Regions from separate parts of the Homo sapiens genome. Here region 1 is linked to region 2. The links are chromatin loops, found by intact Hi-C in ENCODE. Cell type or tissue: Caco-2. All regions are shown on one strand.

Region 1 (2,500 bases), 440 kb after region 2:
CTACAAAAAACACAAAAATTAGCCCGGTGTGGTGGCACAGGCCTGTAATCCTGGCTACTCTGGAGGCTGAGGTGGGAGGATCTCTTGAGTCCGTGAGATCAAGGCTGCAGTGAGCCGAGATCGTGCCACCGCACTCCAGCCTGGGTGACAGGGCAAGACCCTGTCTCAAAAAAAAAAAAAAAAAAAAAAAAAAAAAAAAAAGAAGGGCCTGGGCTGCAACACAGGCCTCGGGGACAAAGCCAGTGATTTTTTTAAAAAATTATTTATTTATTTATTTTATTTTTTGCTATGAAACAAGCCACATTTACAGATATAACCGACTTGGGATTGTTACACTGATGTCTAGTCTCGGCTTTATTTCAACCCTGGGAGCTAGTAAGCATCCCTTACGTTGAAGTTCATTGTTTTTTTGTTTTGTTTTGTTTTGTTTTCAGGCTCCGGTGTTTGCTGAAGAGTCAACATCCTCCTTTTGTGACTTGGGACTACAGGATTCCTCCTCATCCCTCCGCACCTGAGAAGAGGGGCCTCTCTCTGAAAGATTTCTGCTGAGGACCCCCATTCCTGCTGGGTTCCAGGCTGCGTCTCTGGAAACCGTGGCGCCCTCAGGTCAGCCAGCTCCCGAGTGGATGTGGGGTTGGGAGCGGCTCTTAACAGACCAGGATAAAACTCAGGGAAGCGCCTTCAGCTGCACCGCAACATTCCAGGACGCTCAGAAGCAATTATTACAGGCGAGGTTCATTCACCTCTCAGGCCTGTGGGAACAACAGGACGGGCTGTGGCTTTCGAACTGGCTGTCGCTGAAAGGCCAGATCGGAGGACCTGCTCTGACTGAACCACTTCGCCTTTCAGTGAACAGAGGGACTTGGCCACCGAAGCTCCGAGACGCCCGGAGGCGCAGCGCTGGACGCGCTGACAGGCGAGCGCCCACGGGTCGCGTGCTTCCCGGCAGCCCGGGGGCGGGGCCTCAGACCACGCCCCCGCCTTATGATTGGTCCCTTCGAAACAGGCGGCGGCCAGCGGCTACTGACCCTGAGGCCCAGGCGGCGGCGGCAGCGGCGGCGGTTGGTCAGGGGCGTGTTGGCCCCGCACAGATTGAGCCGAGTTGTCGCCCCGCTGGGAGAAGTGACCCTCCTGCGCCTGGTGAGTACTTCCCTGTTTGTCTTCTCTTTTCCTGGCGAACTTTTACGCGCTGTCTCGGGGCCTCCGCGCCTCAGCCTGAGGGCTCCAGGAGCCCCCCGCTCTCTGAGGCCCCGAAGCTGAGGTTTGTTGGGTCTCCCGGCTGCGGGAGCCAGTACGCTCTGCGTTTGCCTGGCTGCGGCAGTCGCGTGCTCTGATTGGCTCCTGGGGCCGTCAAGGTGACGTTGCGCCTGCCTTCACCTGTCCACCCAAGTGCGGAGAGAGGGGCGACAGGTGTGCGGGGCGGTTGGGGCTGCTGGTGTGGGCGAGCTCAGCTGGGGAGGAGGGATCCAGCCGCTACTCGCCCTGCTTTAAATCCAGAGCGGTATCAGAGCCCGAAGGTACTGTGGGATCTTCAGGGGCACCCTCATCCCTAAGCGCCTGGCACTTAGAGGGTCTGTTTTTTTCTGTTCATCATCCTCGGAAAGAATTGATGAAGTCTCTGGCCCTGCAAAGAGAAAGAGACAGACAGTTATTCTTGCCCTCTAGCAAGGTTTATAGGCTCTTCCCTGTTTTTTCTCCCAGTCCATGCAGGGTCTAGAACGCCCACATGTGCGGAACTGGGGAATAGAGCTGGAGACCCTGCGCGATGCCTTCCGCCCACAACCCTCAGTTTGGAGGACTGCCCGGGGAGAGGCTGGCAAAAGAAAGGGAAGGCTTGTAGAGTGCCTTGGAAGTCAGAGGAAAGTTTTGGAGGGCGTGCTCCTCTATGCAGTCACCCGTGGTTCCTTTCCTAATCTTTTCACACCGAGGGATTGAATGTTGTAAATTTGAGTGCTTTGTGGCATGGCATGGTGGAATAGCTGATCCCCAGTGGTTGCAAAGAGATGATTTTAGGTCAGAGCCTGGGTTTTGCTTCGCTTGTGTGAAGAGCAAAAAACAAACAAACAAAAACAACAAGAACAACAGAACCGCTTTGTGAATTGCTATCTGATCACCTGTCTTGGCACTTAAATGATTAGAAATTGAAATTCTCACCACCTCAGATTCCCTTTGGGAACAAATTGGAACTGTTTCAAATGACAGAAGTGGAAACTCTAGTGATCTGGTGTAGATGCCGATACCTGTTGTCTGACTCATCTGTTTCAAAATCTCATTAGAAACCAACTGTCATTGAACAGTAGGTGTTTGCTATCTGACATTGAATTAGAAGTAGTAATTTTTTTTTTTTTAGCGTGACAGAGTTGCTAAGCAGGGGGGCTCTGAAATCAGACTTCATTGGATATCTGACTTTAGACACATTATTTAATCCTTCTAAGCCTAAATTTCCTAGTCTGTGAAAGAAGGTTAATAATAGTTCCTACTTTATTGAGAGGATTGTTGT
Region 2 (2,500 bases):
CTCATCTTTGTATCTCTAATGCCCACTATGTGGCATATATATATATGTGCTCAAAAACGTTAAATACATAAACTCTCAAAAATTATTTACTGAGCTTTACCATAAAAGTTTATGATACAAATATTAGCCTATCAGTAATGATGTGAAGTTAGCATTTGAAAAAATAATGTCTGGCAGACTAAATAAGCTACACTGCATTTCCTTTTAGGAATGGTCAGTACTGGAAAGATTTTAGACCTAGCAGTATTGATCTCCAATTATATGCACCTTAACTTTTCTTCAGCAACTCACTTCTATGGCCATATCAGATAGCTTTTCTTTTCTTTTTTTTCTTTTTTTTTATTTTTTTTGAGATGGAGTTTCGCTCTTGTTGCCCAGGCTGGAGTGCAATGGCCCGATCTCAGCTCACTGCAACTTCCACCTCCCGGGCTCAAGCAATTCTCCTGTCTCAGCCTCCCGAGTAGCTGGGATTACAGGCATGGGCCACCACACCCAGCTAATTTTGCATTTTTAGTAGAGACAGGGTTTCACCGTGTTGGTCAGACTGGTCTCGAACTCCCGACCTCAGGTGATCCACCCGCCTCAGCCTCCCAAAGTGGTAGGATTATAGGCATAAGCCACGGCGCCCAGCCTCAGATAGCTTTTCCTAAACCAGATCTACTTCACTTCTAAAATCTTAAACTTCAATGTGACAGTTTCAGACAAAATCTCCAACCCTTCCAATTATCTCATTCCTTTACTCCATTACTTTTCCACCTAGATAGCATTCCCAATCCTTTGACGGTTCTTTCCTTTTCTCTCCAGGCTATCAGCTACCGCCCTCTCCTCCCCTTCCTTATATATCCTCAATCTAGTGGCCAATCCCATCAACACAAAGTGAGGCACTCTAATCCCTCTCATCACTTTGCCATTCAGGCACCAAATCCTGCATGTGTTTAACCCTTCTGAATGTCCATAATGAATATTCTTTTTTTCTTTTTTGAGACCAGGTTATGAGACTGGCTAATTTTTGTATTTGGGGTAGAGACAGAGTTTTCATCATGTTTCCCAGACTGATCTCAAACTGCTGGGCTCAAGTGATCTGCCTGACTTGGCCTCCCAAAGTGCTTGGATTACAGGCATGAGCCACCACACCTGGCCCCATTTTCTACTTAAGTTACTCAGAGTCCATTTGTAGACTCCGTATTTCCACCCCAGATATTGCTCCTAAACCCTAGACTTCAAAAATAAGACTGCTTTAATGAGCATATCCCTCTTACCTTTATTAGTAGTCACTCCTCACCCCCAGGATAAAGTTCAATTTCCTTAATGTAGCAAATGAGGCCCTTGGAAATCTAATTTAGTGCACTGCCTATTACAGATGACTAATGGAGCAACAAGCCTAACTCAAAATAGCCCTCTCCATTACCATATTTTTGCTGTACAACCCTTTGCCATTGCTAATTGAACCATGGGTAGACAAAACTGGGTCACAAAGGCTTTCTCTCTAGGGGATTCTGAAACCTGACAGGAGAGATCAAAGACTGGGAATTATGGAAGATAGGCCAGCACTCTAAAGCTGTAGCTCCCAACCAGGAGTAATTTTGCCTCCTATGAGACATTTGGCAATGTCTGGAGACATTAAACATCCTACAATGCACAGAACAGCCTTCACAACAAAGAACTATCTATTTCAAAATGCCAATGATGCCAAGGTTAAAAAACCCTGCTGCTACTTTAAGAGGAAGGTCCAAGAACTCTTCCAATGAGATTCTAGGAGCTAGCTGGTTCCTGTTCTTTCCTTGATTTGGTTGTTCAGATATTCTTCTGCTTTCTGTTACATTTCCCTTTTTACTTAAATAGATCAGCTTTCTGATGTTTGCAGGCAAAACAACTTTACTAGCACAGAACCCTAGCTCAATCATACGACACACACCTGTACACTTTAAGCTGGTTTCTCAATCTCGGAACTACTGACATTTGGGCAAATAATTATTTGTTGTGAGGGAATATGCTGTGCAATGTAGAACGTCTAGCAGCATCCCTGGCCTCTATTCACTAGATGGCAGTAGTATTACCCTCCCCTCCAAGTCTTGACAATTAAAAATATCTCCAGACACTGCCAAATGTCACCTCAAGACAAACTGACCCTGGTTGACAACTGCTGCTTTAAACTATACGATGACTCCACCGAGGTGAGGTGAATGTCTGCCCAGTCAACTCCCACTCCCAGGAAACCTTGTGCAGAGCACAGTATGCCCTTAGCCTAAGGGAGCGAAGGAGAAGAGAGTGTCTGTATCCAAAACTTCCCTACCCCTTTTCAGGTCCTGGCTTAATTAAATATACGTCCACTTTGCCGATTTGCAAGCGCCTGTTCACAGGTGTGTACATGTGTATACACATACACATACACACACACACACACACACTAATGTCTTGAGCTGAAAGGTAGCTTCTGCTTTTATTTCCTTTCTCACATTTGTTACGACTTCTCTTTAGAAGTTTCCATTCCCATGTGAAA

Evidence for each region. Hi-C counts contacts between places; a loop is a spot of excess contacts. Peaks named below come from ENCODE experiments on the same cell type or tissue, not always from the same donor. Only the 100,000 strongest peaks of a DNase experiment are listed, where the experiment ranks them.
Region 1: a loop joins it to region 2, with 5 times the contacts of the local background. A loop is called at or near these places in 8 of 110 quality-filtered maps.

Annotation. Positions count from the first base shown.
Region 1 is chr12:100,572,646-100,575,145 of GRCh38, forward strand. It overlaps GAS2L3 (growth arrest specific 2 like 3), which reads left to right and starts at 1,039. Exons shown (of 10, transcript NM_174942.3): 1 at 1,039-1,140. RefSeq lists a silencer at 884-1,013 and an enhancer at 1,044-1,333. In Caco-2, no CTCF peak of the experiment used is centred here; DNase peaks (open chromatin) are centred at 976 and 1,336; H3K4me3 peaks cover 2,210 bases.
Region 2 is chr12:100,136,479-100,138,978 of GRCh38, forward strand. The region is part of intron 1 of BLTP3B (bridge-like lipid transfer protein family member 3B); the gene reads right to left. Among named protein-coding and RNA genes, the nearest start is that of BLTP3B, 5.1 kb to the right of the region's middle. RefSeq lists a silencer at 2,273-2,422. In Caco-2, no CTCF peak of the experiment used is centred here; no DNase peak of the experiment used is centred here.